Regions from separate parts of the Homo sapiens genome. Here region 2 is linked to region 1. Evidence: chromatin loops called from intact Hi-C (ENCODE). Cell type or tissue: PC-9. All regions are shown on one strand.

Evidence for each region. A loop is a pair of places that touch in the nucleus more often than their neighbours do. Peaks named below come from ENCODE experiments on the same cell type or tissue, not always from the same donor. Only the 100,000 strongest peaks of a DNase experiment are listed, where the experiment ranks them.
Region 2: a loop joins it to region 1, with 6 times the contacts of the local background. A loop is called at or near these places in 2 of 110 quality-filtered maps.

What each region holds. Positions count from the first base shown.
Region 1 is chr10:113,293,609-113,301,608 of GRCh38, reverse strand. LOC105378490 (a long non-coding RNA gene) reads right to left here and starts at 367. Exons shown (of 2, transcript XR_946329.2): 1 at 1-367. RefSeq lists an enhancer at 583-762. In PC-9, a CTCF peak has its summit at 4,145; DNase peaks (open chromatin) are centred at 2,348 and 4,228; H3K27ac peaks cover 1,424 bases.
Region 2 is chr10:113,359,581-113,367,580 of GRCh38, reverse strand. No RefSeq gene overlaps it. Among named protein-coding and RNA genes, the nearest start is that of HABP2, 190 kb to the left of the region's middle. In PC-9, no CTCF peak of the experiment used is centred here; a DNase peak (open chromatin) is centred at 4,540.

The sequences.
Region 1 (8,000 bases):
CACGGGGAATAATTTCCCAGATTTCCCTGCATCTGGCCTGGTCACATGACTAAGCTCTAGCCAAGGGGATGTGAACAGAAATGATGCCCAGAACTTCCGGGACATAGCTGCAAAGGAAATGAGTGTGCACTGCTCTGTCTCTTTCTGTCTTGTCTCAGGAAAAGCCAACGTAGTGGAGAGCCATTTTAAAGCATGTATTCAAGGACACTTTCTGAATTGTGAACAAGATGGGAAGATCCTGGGTCCTCACCTCTGTGGAGTCACCTCAACAACCAACTGCTGTTAAGAGAAAAACCTGGGCCGGGCATGGTGGCTCACGTCTGTAATTCCAGCACTTTGGGAGGCCAAGGCAGGCGGATCACCTGAGCTCAGGAGTTCTAGACCAGCTTGGGCAACATGGCAAAACCCCATCTCTACCGAAAATACAAATATTAGCCAAACACAGTGGGACATACTTATGGTCCCAGCTACTCAGGAGGCTGAGGTGGGAGGATGACTTGAGCCTGGGAGGCGGACATTGCAGTGAGCTATGATTGCACCACTGAACTCCAGCCTGGGCAACAGAGCAAGATCCCGTCTCAAAAAAGAAAGAAAGAAAGAGAGAAAGAAATTAGACAAACTACATTTAACAGAGTTTAATCAAGCAAAGAATGATTCACAAGTTGGGCAGCCCCCTAAACCAGAATAGTTTCAGAGAGGAAAAAAAAGAGAAAGTGATGTTCAGAAAACGGAAGTGAGGTATAGAAACAGCTGGATTGTTTACAGTTCCACATTTGCCTTATTTGAACATGGTTTGTAACAGTTGTCCAAGTTTGATTGGCCAAAACTTGGTGATTGGCACAAGAGCAGGTTACAGTCTGTTTAGACATCCAGTTAGGTTACAGTTCACTGTGCGCAGAGAAACCTTTAGGCTGAACTTAGAATATGTAAGGAGACAGCTTTAGGCTAATTTAACGCTGCTTATTCTGGGGGAGTCTTGTGACAGCACAATTAACTTCCCTCTTTCTTATTTGAGTCAATGGTATTTTGGTCTCTGAAATAGCAATTAAATTTGTATTCTGCTAATACATGGAATAAATTCAAGGGAGGGGACCAATTGATGTTGTGGGATGGAAAGAATAGAGAAAACAGGGAAGCAGGCAAGGGTCTCAAAGTGGAAAAGCAAGTGACTGGGAGTGGCACAGTCAAGCATAAGGGATGGCTCACTAGCATTGCAGCACATAGTAGCCACTCAATTAATGTTTGCTGACTAAAAGGTTTTTCCATCACTCCAATGCAACATCCCATTTCTTGCTTCCTGGCCTTTGCCCATGTTTTCCCCATAGCCAGGAATCCCCTCCTCACCCTCACCATCTCCAACTCATGGATAAATTCTACTTATCCTTCAGATTTCCTGTTGGATGGAAATGTCACATGTTGCTTTCCCAGGGAGAGGTCATCTCTGGGTGAGATGGCTCTTCTGCATACACCCCTCAGCACCTCCCCTGCAAGTCTACCTGTCTGCCCATTTGTGCAGCTCCTCCCCCAGACTGAGAATCCCAGGAGGACAGGGACCTCACCTGACTATTAGCCACTGTATCCCCAAGGCCAGCTCCAAGCTGCACATAGGATGGTCACGGACCTTTGATGAAGCGCCAAGCCAGAGATTGGCTTTCAGAGGAGCTGGTTAGACAACAATGACCTGGGAATTTTGGAGGTGTCAGTTCACATTAGTCCCTCTCTAGCAAACTGCCTTTTGGGGAGTCCCAGCCAGGTGCCCAAATACCTCTGTCCTGGGGGGAACCACCAGAGACCTCACCTGCCAGCAGGGGCTGCTCACCACTTATGATCCTTACCGGCGGCCTTCCTCCCTCACCTTCCTCCTCATTCAGGTGGCTGTAGTTGAGTTGGGGGTTTGTTTTTCTCTATTTCCTTCTCACTTTCTGCCTTGGCTTTTATGTTTCCAATTGTCATTCTGCTGTTTAGTGCCAAGTCCCACTGCGCACAGCACTCTGGCCGCCCACCTGCCTCTGATGAGTGCGCCGTACCCGGCTTCTCCGCTCCCGGCGCCTGCAGCGCCACATGAAAGCTGTGCTTTTATCACCAGGAACCCTTTGCCTCCAATTTTTTCATATCTTATTAAGGCTCAAACCGGTTTGAGCAATTTCTTCAAAAGCCACACAGATTATTCAAAACAACAACAATAGGGAAGGAATAAAAGCAGCTAAACTGCAAAAATTATCTGGTACACTCGACACTTCAGTCTCTTGCTCTTTCTGACAATCATGTCACCTGACAGGGAGCAGGCGGAGAAGACTCACTAGAAAACTGCCCCATTTCCCACAGTGCCAGATCACCCTGCAGCCCGCACTCCTTGCAGGAGCAAGGTGACTCATCCTGCTCCCCAGCTCCACAGGCATGCCACCTGCATGGGGCCCAGGGCTCACAAGGGCCCTGTGCTTTGTTTAAAGCTATGCTGTTGGGGTCTTGAATTCTCTTTTTTTTTTTTTTTTTTTTTTTTGGAGACAGAGTCTCGTCCTGTCACTCAGGCTGGAGTGCAGTGGCACAATCTCGGCTCACTGCAGCCTCCACCTCCTGGGTTCAAACGATTCTTATGCCTCAGCCTCCCCAGTAGCTGGGATTACAGGCATGCGCCATTACACCCAGCTAATTTTTCTATTTTTGGTAGAGACGGGGTTTCACCATGTTGGTGAAATGCCTGGCCTCAAGTGATCTGCCTGTCTCGGCCTCACAAAGTGCTGAGATTACAGGCATGAGCCACGGCGCCCGGCCCTTGAATTCTTAGAAACTTTTGAATAAGGGCCCCACACTGCCATCCTTCAGTGGGCCCTGCACATGACACAGCTGGTCCTTCCTTAGAAGTTCCCTTTGGAGAGTTACCTCCTGCCTTCCCACACACTAGCATCAGAGCTGCCCAGTATCATAAGGACCTCAGAACTGTAACCTGGAAGAGCCATGGGACAAGCCTGATGTAGGCCAAAGGACTGAGTCCAACCTGGGTTTGAATCCTACCCTGCAATTTACTAGCCTTAGGCTAATTATCACATGCCCCTGAGCTTCAGTTTCCTTATTTCCAAGAGGAAGAAAATCATACCTTACCTTACAAAGTTGTTGGGAGGATCAAAGAACATAATTTATTGTAGCGGGGCACCTGGAAGAGACTGCGGCTTTAAATATTGAAGGTGGAAAATCGCCATTTGGGGAATGTCAGATAATCTCTTTAGTCCATAAAGAAAAAACAAATGAATTTACCTTTGAGCAGATACTCCCTTTGTTCAGGAGGGGCCATGTCACTGGGCCCTCCTGGTAGTGCTGGTAGGACCAGTTCTCATTCTAATGCATATCATTAACAAATGTCAATCGGAGACTCCTCAGATGAAATCTAAAGTCAGAAATTCATTTTCTGTAAAACATGGGATTTCAGTGTCCTATGTCTGAAGATCACTGTTTATTCTTGGAAGTTTCATTTGTATTTTTGACCAAGAATGAGCTCACAGGTGATCTGCTGCCAAGACCTGCCCGTACCAGGAGGGAGATGCAGGCCCCATCTTCTCTTTTCTGAATGTTGGCAGATGATGAAAGGACCCTGGTCCAGGCTTGGCCCCCAAAACCAGGTCCGGGCAATTGAGTTACTCCTGCAGGCTACTTTAGTTGAAGAAGCCAGATTTGGGAGAGGGGCAATGACAAGTGTGACCACTTGGTAGAGGTTGTGGGGTCAGACAGCAGCCTGGTTGGGGCAGCGGAGGGGACATTCCCTTCAGAGGAAAGAAAATGGAAGCCCATTGGCAGGCTTCCTGGGAAATGGGACGATTCCTGGTGAATGAGATGAGGTGGACTTGGGACTCAGGGATGGAGCTCTTCCTCTCTCTGAGAGTGGCTGGGACTCATCAGCAGAAATGTTCTGAAGGTCTCTTCAGGGTCCTCTAGCCTATGAAAGCCCCATAGAAGCTACACAGGGCAAACCTTATTCTTCTAGTTAAATTCCATTATCCCCAAATAGTAAAGTTATACCATTTCCATCATATTTCAGCTGTGCTTCGGGCCCTGAAGGAAGGAGCTCACATCCATATTAGGGATAAAGATATGCGTCTGCAGCCTGGAAAACAGGATGCTGGAGATGTCCAGCTGAGCTCGAGTGGGGCAAGAATGCAGAGCAAGTGGCCTGCAGGGGATGACACGCCACCACTTAAGAAACCTGTACACATTCCTCAGGAGTCCCAGAAATGCCCTAGAGAAGAGAACTTTCTTGAAGAATGCACTTCCTATAATGAATATGACACCAAAAATGCAGGCAACAAAACCAAAAGTAAACAAGTGGGACGATGTCAAACTAAAAAGCTTCTGCACAGCAAAGAAAACAATCAACAATGTGAAAAAGCAATCTATGGAATGGGAGAAAATATTTGCAAATCATATGTCTGATAAGAGGTTAATCTCTAAGACATATAAGGAACCCTTACAACTCAGTAGTACAAAAAAAAAAAAAAAAAAACACCCTGATAACTCAATTTAAAATGGGTTAAGAACTTGAATAGACATTTCTCCAAAGAAGACATACAAAATGGCCAACGGGTATATGAAAAAATGCTCAACATCAATAGTTATCAGAGAAATGCAAATGAAAGCCACAATGAGATATCACCTCACATCTGTTAGGATGGCTATTACCAAAAAACAAAAGACAAGTGTTAGCAAAGAAGTGGAGAAATTGAAATCTTTGCACACCATTGGTGGGAATGCAAAATGATATAGCCACTCTGAAAAACAGTATAGCGGTTTCTCAGGCTGGGCTTGGTGGCTCACACCTGTAATCCCAGCACTTTGGGAGGCTGAGGCAGGTGGATCACGAGTTCAGGAGGTCGAGACCATCCTGGCCAACAAGGTGAAACCCCATCCCTACTAAAAATACAAAAAATTTGCCAGGCGTGGTGGCAAGCGCCTGTAGTCCCAGCTACTTAGGAGGCTGAGGCAGGAGAATTGCTTGAACTTGGGTGGCGGAGGTTGCAGTGACCCGAGATCGCGCCATGCACTCCAGCCTGGGCGACAGAGACTCCGTCTCAAAAAAAAAAAAGAAAAACAGTATAGCGCTTTCTCAAAAAATTAAAACTAGAACTACAATATGATCCAGCAATCTCACTTCTGGGTATTTATTCAAATAATTGAAATTGGAAAATGTGGTATAAACATACAATGAAATACTATTCAGCCTTTAGAAAATAAGGAAATTCTGCAATATGGACAACATGGATGAAGCTTGAAAAAATTATGCTAAGTTAATGAAGCCAATTACAGAAAGACGAATACTGCAAGATGAATAAGCTACAGAGATCTGCTGTACAACACTGAACCTATGATCACCAATAATATACTGTATACTTACTAATTTAAGAGGATAGATCTCATGTTAAGCATTCTTACTGCAATGAGGAAAAGAAAAGAAGGAAAGAATAAAAAGAATGGACTCCGTTTATCCTGTGAAATGGAGTTAGGATTATTAGTATGTGGCCACAGATGACTGAACAGGTGCAGAAGTGGGGTGGGCTGTGGTAAGGGAAAGGTCAGCTGGGTTCCATATGCAAAATGATTTAATTGGCCACTTAATGACCAACATAATAATGATGATTATTTTCAGTAGAGGAAAATAAAGCCCAGAAAGCTGAAACAATTTTTCCAAATGTTCGTTCTCTCTCTGCCACCTGCATCCCCTTGCAGGAGAGCCTACTTGGTCCATAGCTCCAGGAGGAGCAACCCACGGCATAATGGGACCCACTGCCCCAGCTCACAGCTGATTGGACCAGAAGCAAACACGTGACTCGAGTTAAGCCAGTCAAATTCTCTCTCCTCACTATTTAAACAAGGGGATTGTTGGTCTCGGCTGCATCAGTGAGTTGTGAAAAGCCTCGAGTGTTGAGTGTGGAGTCAGTGTCACAGTCAGCCAAAGCCAGTGGTGGCCAAAGTAAGGCACAGAAAGTAGGCCTGGCAAGGACAGTTGGTCTGCAGGGAGGAGAGCTGAGCAAGTGTCCGGGGAGCTGCAGACACAGCCACCTATGGGATGTCAGAGAGAGATGGTGTCTTCCCACTTGCTGTGAGGCCAGGTGGACTTCCTGCAAAGAGGTCCCAGGAAATGCCCCTGAGTGCTGATAATAATGCCCCTGTTTTTTCACTCAGACTAAATTGTATGAGTTTCTTTTCCCTACAACCACAGTCCCTGGGCCCATTAGCAGAGGGGGCCAAGGCCTGTCATAACATGTCAGGTGGACTCCCAGCCCAGTGCTCTTTCTGTACCACAACACCTGCTTTCTCCCTTGGCATAAGGCAAATTTCTTTGGTATGAATGGGGTCCATCTGGGTATTCTGTGGTGAAAATGTACTTTTTCTATACCCTCACAAGGTTGTGGATGTGACAAAATGCCCACAAACGACTCAAGTCTATCTGAAGATCTCTGAGTAGGGGTGGTCACATGACACCCGAGAGTCAACTGGCAGACAACTGGCCAAGCAGTGGCTAAAGCCACCCCAGGGACCAAAGGAGCCTTTGTCTGTGGCCTGGCAGAGCTCCCTGTCCTGGCCCAGGTATTCATGTTGCAAATCCTGACATCAGGTGATTCCCAGAAAACAGTGAGACTTGAGCCCAGGGTGGCCAAGTTCCATGTATTATTTCCCTTCTAGGAAACAAATAATTTGGCAAGAGAAATCACTTGGGAACTTTCCATCCTCAGCGAGAATGCTGGGACCCATTCATTCTGGGGCTCACCATAGCGAATAATCCACGTAACTTCTCCATTGGATCATTGTGTTGCAGCTATTGATCTGGGATCCTCAATAAAAAATAAACCTCCTTAGAAATAATAACAATAATAAGAGCTGGCAGGTCGCGGTGGCTCACACCTGTAATCCCAGCACTTTGGGAGGCCAAGGCGGGCGGATCATGAGGTCAGGAGATTGAGACCATCCTGGCTAACGCAGTGAAACCCCATCTCTACTAAAAATACAAAAAATTAGCCAGGTGTGGTGGCACATGCCTGTAATCCCAGCTACTGGGGAGGCTGAGGCAGGAGAATTGCTTGAACCCTGGGGGCGGAGGTTGCAGTGAGCCGAGATCGCACCACTGCACTCCAGCCTGGGTGACACAGCGAGATTCTGTCTCATAAAATAAAAATAAGAGCTGTTACTACCAGGTTCTTTGTCTACATTAGCCTCAAAAACTACCACATAAAGTAGGTGGTATCATTCCATTTTACAGACAAGTAAACTGAGGCCCAGGGTTATTCAATATTTCACTTGAAGTCACTCAGCTGGTAATTGATCAAGCTGGGAGTTTACTCCACTCTGCCACTAGTGAAAGCTAGTGAGTTCCTAAAGTATGCTTTAGATACTTTGTCCAAATTCCTTCATTTACTCTTCATAAACAACCCTATGATTGCAGTTATACTAATATGTAGATAATGAAGCTGAAGCACAAAGAGGCTAAGTAGTCTTCCCAAATCATTGGTAGAAATGAGATTTAAACTCCACTCTGCATGGCCTCAAAACCAGAGCTTCCGCCTAGGTCCCCTCCTTCAGTTCTCTTCTGAGCTCCTCTCTGGCAGGGCCTGGCTGGGGCTGATGGATAAAGTCCCACTAAGACACAAACTGATGTGTTAAGGCGTTATTCTCCTGCCCAACCTGGACTTCCCCCAGTGCCCTTACTGGTGTCCCACGCAGAATTGTTGGACCTCACAACTGCTCTGTAAGGTGGGCAGACACATCCCCAGAGCCCTACCTCCCATATGAGAACTCTGAGGCCCAGAAAGACGCTTGGTCAACTCCAAGATCACACAGCTGGTAAGCGGCAGAGCTGGGGCTTGAACATGTGCTGTCTCCACAGAAACACACTGTGACTTCCAGACATTTGCAACAGAAAACTTTGGAAAACCCAAAAGTCCTCAGGTAAAAAGAAATGTGTAGCGAAAAGGTGGAATTTGAGTCAGGATGACAGGCCACATGAGAGGAAACATTCC
Region 2 (8,000 bases), 66 kb before region 1:
GCTGCAGGAGCCACCTCAAAGGGCACCTTCTTGGGAAGCTTTCTCTGACTCTCCTTGAAGACATAGCTTCTCCCACCTTCCTACGCCCCTGGGTCTTGCCCACGCTTCCTGCGATAATGAAGATGATGAGGTTGTGTCATCACCTCTCCTGGGAAGACTGCGAACTCTTTTTCAAGAGCCCCCAACCCGGCACCTGGACAGCACATGGCATAGAAAAGGAGCTCAAGCTTGAATTGAATGAAGATAATGTTCCATGTTCCATGGGTGTCCAAAAAAAACAAAACACGACTAAGTTTCCAGCCTTTTTACAATGGACTGAATATTTATGTTCCCCATCTCCCACAAATTTATATATTGAAATACTAACCCACAATGTGATGGTGTTAGGAGGCAGGGCCTTGGGGAGGTGATTAGGTCATGAGGGTGGAGCCCTCATGAATGGGATTAGCACCCTTATAAAAGAGGCTGGAGCGAGGCCCTTTGCCCCTTCCACCACGTGAAGTCACAGCTAGGTGTCATCTCTGACCCAGAACACAGGTCCTCACCAGATACTGAATCTGCCAACACCTTTATCCTGGATTTTCTAGCCTCCAGAACTCTGACAAATAAATTTCTGTTGTTTAAAATCTACCCAGTTTGTGGTATTTTGTTATAGCAGCCTGAACGGGCTAAAAAATTTCTTGATTCCTTTCATTAGCAATCCTAAAGGAAGTGATAGTTGGGTCTTTCATGAGCAAAGAGTCTGTTACTAAGACGGTAAGAAGTTAGAGGAAAGTTACAAAGTAGACAAAGATGTCCACTTCTACTCAACACAGCTCTGGAGATCCTGGCTTATGCCAAAGACAAGAAAAAGAAGTGAGGTCCATGGAATGGAATAGAAGAGACAAATTGTAATTTCCAGATGTTATGATTTTATGATTGCCCACATTAAAAACTCCAAAAGAATCCACAAACAATTAGAACTAATAAGAGACTGTATCAGGATAGGATAGAAAATCAATCTCCTAAAATTAGTAGAAGGAGAAGCAAAAAGAGAAAGTAGACATATGAACAAAGAAACAAAATGTGTTTCTAGTTAAATACCTCATTGTCTTTGGGAGAAAGGGGAGGGATATGGAAATTTTTGATCAAGCAAAGCACAGGGCCCTTTGGCCACATTTCAGCTTGCAACAAGGAAGACTTTCCTAACCAGGGAGAACTCTATGGAGGCCTTCAAGCTGAGTTGGCACAGAGAGTATGGGACATATTATTAAATGTGAATTGAATTAGATGACCTTTCTGGTTCCCTCTAATCCTGAGACCCATTTAGGATAAAACACTCTGGCATATTCAAAAGGAAGAACATACACAATCATTGCTTTGTTTGGAGAATGTCATAGGCAACCTCTAAGATGGCGTCCAATGATCCCAGCCTCCTGGTATTCATGCCCTTTGTGTAAATCTCTCTTCTTGAGTGTGGACTGAATTTACTGACTTGTCCCTAACAAATAGAATAGAGCAGAAGTGACGAGATTTCACTCTTAAAATGCAGTTATAAAAAGACCGTGGCTTCCATCTTGGGTGCTTTTTGTCACTGCAAAGCTAGCCCTAAGAGAAGCCAGTTGCCAGGTTATCAGGTGCCCTATGGAGAGATCCACGTGGCTAAAACTGAGAGAGGCTTCTGTCTGATACCCAGCAAGAAATGGAGGCATTCAATCCAAGGGCCAGGAGAAACTGAATCCAGTCGACAACCCCATGAGTGAGCTTAGAAGCAGATCCTCCCCAGTCAGCCCTTCAGATGAGAGTGCAGCCCTGGCTGACACTTTGACTCCAACTTCATGAGAGGCCACAATCCCAGAGATGTCTAGCTAAGCTGCAGCCAGATTCCTGACCCATAGAAACTGTAAGATAATATATGTTTGCTGTTTTAAGCTACTGAGTTTTGAGATGATTTGCTATACAGGACCAGTAACTAATGCAGGGGTCTTTTCACCTGTGCTTCACACCGGGAACCTGTGCTTCTGGTCAGTAGCCTACATTTTTTACAAGGAATTTTAAAATTTAAATCTCTTGGAGTCCCACTTCATGACAGTCATATTTCTTTGAATTCTGGGCCTCACCCTACTTTTGAATATTAATTGGAGAGAAGTAGGAGGAGGGTGCTACAGGGTCTGCCTTAACCTTCAGGGATGTGTACTTACGTTGACTTGATGATCCTCATTCAGAAAACTAACAATCTACTAACATGTTCCCACTGCATCTTCTCTGGCCACAGAGTGCAACTGTCAAAAGCATCAATCAGCGCACTACCTGAAATTAACCATGATTCTGGGATGGAATTAACAAGCAGGTCATGTCCATGATTTGGCCATGGTTTTGGTGTTTACCATTCTTCCAGTCAGTGGTACTGTGTTTCCACTGACAACTTGATGCTCATTCAAGCATTTGGCCATATCAATATTGCAGTTCCCCAATACCCTCTCAGGCTAGGCTTCATAATACTCTCTCCTTTACCTCTTCACATTACCTGCTACTTGTTCTTTGTCTTTCATCTTAGGAACCACTTCCTTTGTGATGTGCTTCTTGGCCACTTAAACCAAGTCATTGTTAGGTGCTCATCCTACATTCTCCAACAATTCCTTGTACTTCCCCAATCACAGCACTTCTCACATTATTATACCTACTTTGTTATAAACCTTTTTCCCCACCAGACTTAAGCTGCAAGACTAGCTATTTTGTCTCTTTTGGTTCTGTTGCATCCTTAAAGCCTAGCAAAGTCTCTAGCACTTAACAATTGAATAATAAATACATAATAAATAAATAAATAAATGCTTTGTACTCTTCAGGCCAAAAGTTTGCTTCCAGAACTTACCCAAGCACCCTACCACGAAAATCTCATAGAACAGCAACCTGGATTAAAACAATGTGGACAATAAAAGGAAATCAGAATGCAAAAGGGCAGACATACTCAAAGGACAGTGGAAGAACAAGACAGCCATCCAGATAACACAAGCCGTCAGACACACTTTGTCTGCAGTTCACTGGTGAATTCAGGTGGGGGTGTGCTGTTGGCCTAAATTATCTGGATAAGCCTTCATTTTGCTTTGGTCCATAAACTCTTTTATCTCCTCTACAGTTGGGAAGTTGGCAAAGCTTGCTTCTCCCACCAGAGAATGCAGATGAGCTCCCAGGCACTGGCCTTCCTCCTATTCAGTTTCATCCCTTTTAGTTCCATTTCATTTCCTTTAGTTCCAGTTGGTTCCCTGGGTTAAGGATTCCAGAACTGTTTCAGAGCTACTTTCTATTTCAACTGATCTTACGATCGAACCTCAGTGAGCTTTAGCACATGGTATTCACTTTGCACATTATTCCAGCTTTGAGAATGTCGATGCTAAACTTTTTAAATATGATGGAAGGAACAACTTTAAAATAGTTTCAGAAAAAAATTATTGATGTCTTAAATCTCCTTGTCTTTTGCAACTTATTTTAAGCCACATGACTGTACAAAATAGCTACTAGAAGGCTTGCCATCCCCTAGGCTGTCTCTACAGAAAAAAAAAAATCACTTTGAACAAAAATGAGTTTAAAATCCTATTTAAATGACTGGTTGATCCAATCAACAAGGGGGATAACAGGGTGGATGCCACCTGATGAATTTACTTTTGCTGTATAGCAAACCACCCCACAACTTTGTGGCTTAAAACAATTACTTTTAAATTTAGCTCTCAATGCTGTGTGTTGGCTGGGTGGTCTTTGCTCTAAGCTGGTTAAGCTAATCTCTGTTGCTGGTCCCTCTCATGCCACAGTAGTCAGTTGATAGGTGGGCCAGTGGCTGGGTGATCTGGAATGGCCTCTCTACATAACTGGTAGGTGACAGGGTATCAGCAGGGGACTTGGCTATCATCCTCCAGTAGGCTAGTTGAGGCTCATCTGCATACAACTCAGTGTTCCAAGCCCAGCAAGAGAGAGAAAGTTCAAATGGACAAGCAATTTTCAAATCTCTGCTTGCTTTGCATTTGCTAATGCCGCAAATCACATAGTTAACCAAGATTCGAGAGATGGGGACATCGACTCTACCTCTTAATGAGGTATCTGCAACATCAAAGGAAAGTAAGTAGATGGGGAGAACAGAAGTATTAGTGCCATTTTTGTTCTCTATTATAATTTATATAGTTTATATAATTTTCTGTTATAATATAATTTCCATACAATTTGCCTTGTTCATTTCCCATGGATACTCTTTGAAAGAGCACTTATTTCCATTTTATGGACGACAACACTGAGGCACAAAGAAGTGAAGTAGAATGTCCATGGTTATACCACTAATAAATGACAGAGCTGGGATTTGGACTCAGTATCACATTGCTCTGAAACCTGCATTTCTACATTCCCTTTTGTGTATAACCCAAGTACTGGCTGGTTGCTAACAGGTTGCTAATCTGAATTCAAACATTTTTTTAAAAAAAATTCATGTATGTAGGCAGCAGCCTCAGTCTTGTGTTTATCAAATATTTTCAAAATATTTTGCAGAGATTATTTTTATTACCAGTTCAAAAAAACCTCAAGCCCCAGATGTGGTTAGTCAGGCTCTCTTCTCCTGAACATTCAAGCCCTAAGGCAATTTATGGTAATGAAACCTCAACTTCTTCAACTCCTTAGTGACATTCCTTCTCACTTATAAACAGAAATAATCTTCTTTTTTGAAACCATGAAATTCTGCTGCAGGCTCCACCCTTGGAAGAGACAAGACTCAGAATCTCTGGGCTCATTCCCCACCCCAGCTCTCCTTTCAAAACCATGGGGAACTGGGACCAGAACCAGGGAAACTGCCTCTTTGCATAGATAAGAACTGGTCATGTGAGCCCATCAAGTTTCAGGCAGATTACTAACCACTCCAAAAATGAAACCAGAGCCACAGTGAGCAGTGCCTCAAAGCTGGTCTCTCCCCAGTCCCTGCGAAGGTGGGTTTTCTCCATGTCCTGTTTCTGCCTCTCCTCTCCTCCTGGTGCTCTCCCTTTCTTACTGGTCTCTTTGGCCCTCTCCTTCCATTTCCATTTCTTCTAATCCAAACTTTCTTTCCTCCCCATACCCCTCTTTGACTGAGGAATACCATTAGGAATACCACTTCTATTGAAATGAGTCCAAAAGATGCCTTTGGCTGTAATTTGAAGAGATGGAAGACCCAGGAGGTGAATTAAATGCACTCAATGAATCTGGTAATCCTGTTTATTTTGAGGGAATAGAAATACATTATTTCTTACTTACATATATTCTACTTCTACTCTGAAGTCTCCCATTGACTAGGAATGAATTTATCTTCATTTGACAGTTTTATGACCCAAATCAGATAGCTCTGTCCATTGATCTGATTTAAAATGCAACCAAAGGACTGGGTTGCTTTAACAGAAATCTAAGCATGGCCAACAATGCCTGCCATCACCCAGATTTTTCATAATATGTGAGTTTCTCAGTGTGGCTATCAGGACCTCCTGGCGAAGCTTACCTCTTGAATGGCCATTATTTAGCAATAGAAATGATTCAGCAATGAAAACAAGTGCTTGACTTTTTTTTTCTTTTTAAAAGATTTATTAAAGCTCCTCAGAGGTTGTTTTTATAAAACCCAGCCCTTAGAGTGGCTGACCTTAAAAATATGTTTATCTAAGCTATATTCCCCAAAACGTTGACCAACATGATAAATAATTTATTTAATGTTGCCTTAAATATTATTTTGTTTGGTTTAAACCCAAAGTAGAAACTTCTCCCCAAAAGGAACACTGTCTCATTTTTGTATACAATGGCAACATTTGGGAACAAATAAAAGAAATATAATCTTTTTCACAAACGTTGGCTTACTAAGTGAGCTGGTTAATCCAGGGGATGCAAAATAAATGTTGTGACATTTGGCTGTTAAATTAGAAGCTGGGAACTTTGGTTGATGGTTATACCCCTATTTTTAGTACTTCCTTCAACTGGTAGGAAAATAAATATCCATAAATAAACATAGCAAGTGGGGCACAAAGGGATTATCAATAGGAAAATGCCCTTCACCCAAACCACGGAGGAGCAGCTACATGGACTGTGTTCACACTTACAAATGTCTTTTCCCAGAGATGTTGGTAAATCTAGAGCTTAGCTACATTGGAACTGCCTTCAAGACAACTTGCTAAGTGTACCCCCCACTTCCTCGGCAGAGCTGTCCCTTCATCCACAGGGGGACTAATCACGGAAGTCCTGCCCCTGGGCCACGGAGGGGGCCCTGACAGCCAAGTCAATTAGATTTCACTTTGCGAGCCCTGACACAAACTAGGCAATTAGATTCTACTTTGTGAGTCCTGACATAGGCTAGCCAAACAGATTCCACTTTCTAGGACTCTGTGATTGGTCAAGAAGCACATCTGACTCAACCTCAGCCAATTATAATTCGGTGTATATATGTGAAATAGGAAGAGAAGGAAGCTACTATTTGGGTCATAGAACTAGAGGCAAATCAAAGGCTGCCCAGGAAAAAGCCTGGCTACAACAGAGGGCACTAGAGAAGCAGAACTGAGCAATGGTGATGAGTGATTTCTGACAACGCTGTATAAGCCCCTGAGTCCAGCCATGCCCGACCATTAATTCCCCCCTTTTGCTTAAGCTGGCTGGAATCAGTGTTGGCATGTCATCTCTAATAACCAAAAGAGTCTTGACTAATCCCGGGCACCCAGGATGAGGCACAAGTTGTCCTCAGGGGATATTTATTCATTTTATCCCTCTAGCTTTCTGATACTTAGATTTATACCTATCTTAAATCCCACCATCAGAGCTACATATATTTCTGTTCATCCCCTTTTTTGGTGAAACATTCTCTATAGGTACAGGAAGTCAGGACAACTAGACAGAGTCTCACAGCAGTGAGTGTGATGACCATATCCTAGACCAAGCCAGTTCCTTAGAAGCAGTCTTGCTGATATCAGAGCATATCTTTGGATTAAAATTAAATGTGGGTGTGTGCTCAATGACCCGATATAATTACAAAACTCGTCTGTGAAGGCTCGTTTTGGGTTCAGCTGGAGACACATGTGGCACCTTAAAACTCAGGTGCCTGCATTGTACAGAGTACCTTACTTATATTGTCTCATTAAAGCCTCCCCCAAATCTTGTGTGGCAGGTATCTTTACTATCCCATTTCACAGAAAAGGAAGAAACACTCAGAATGGTTCAGAAACTTATACAGTTAATTAGTTGTGGAGGCTGGAAGAAATTCTGGGTCTGTAATATTCTATCCTTCCCTAAACGCTGGCCACTATGCTAAGAAAGTAAAAAAGCAGAGGGGTGGCCATGGGGGCTATCAGTCTACCATGTGAGATTCAAGAAGAGCTATTAAGAACAGTCATCAGTAAGCAAAGAACATTGAATTTGGAATTAGACTGTTCTGAAATTGACATCCTAGTTCTGCCACTCGTTTCTTCTGTGCTCTTGGGCACTTTTCTTTATCCCTTGAAGTCTTAGTTTCTCCACTGTGAAGCAAGGTTAATTATAATATAGTAGAGAGTCCTATTGCTTCTTGGCCCTTTGACTAAGATCAAGTGTATAGTAGACAGTCTCCAGGTACAGCTGCCAATAATTCCCCATCTCTCTTCATGAACACCACTCCTTGCTTTAATTTTGGAGGAGTCTACTTATTACCCTCTCCTTAAATGTGGGCTGGCCTCAGGACTTGTTCAGGCCAATAGAATGGGGAGGAAGTGACATTCTCAGACTTCTGAGCCCAGGCCTTAAGCTTCTGCTTCTTCTCCCTTGGAGCCCAGGCTTTAAGGAAGTCCAGCCTAGACTAATGAATGATCAGATGCCCTGAGGATGAATGACCATTTGAACATCAAGGCTTGACCAAACTCTAAACTAAATGCAGCCTCATGAAAGACCCTAAGCAAGACCAGCAGAAGAACTGGCCCAGCTGAATCCCAGCCAAACCACAGAATTGTAAGAAATAATAAATACTGTTATTTTAAGCCTTAGTCTCTGGGATGATTTGTTATGCAACA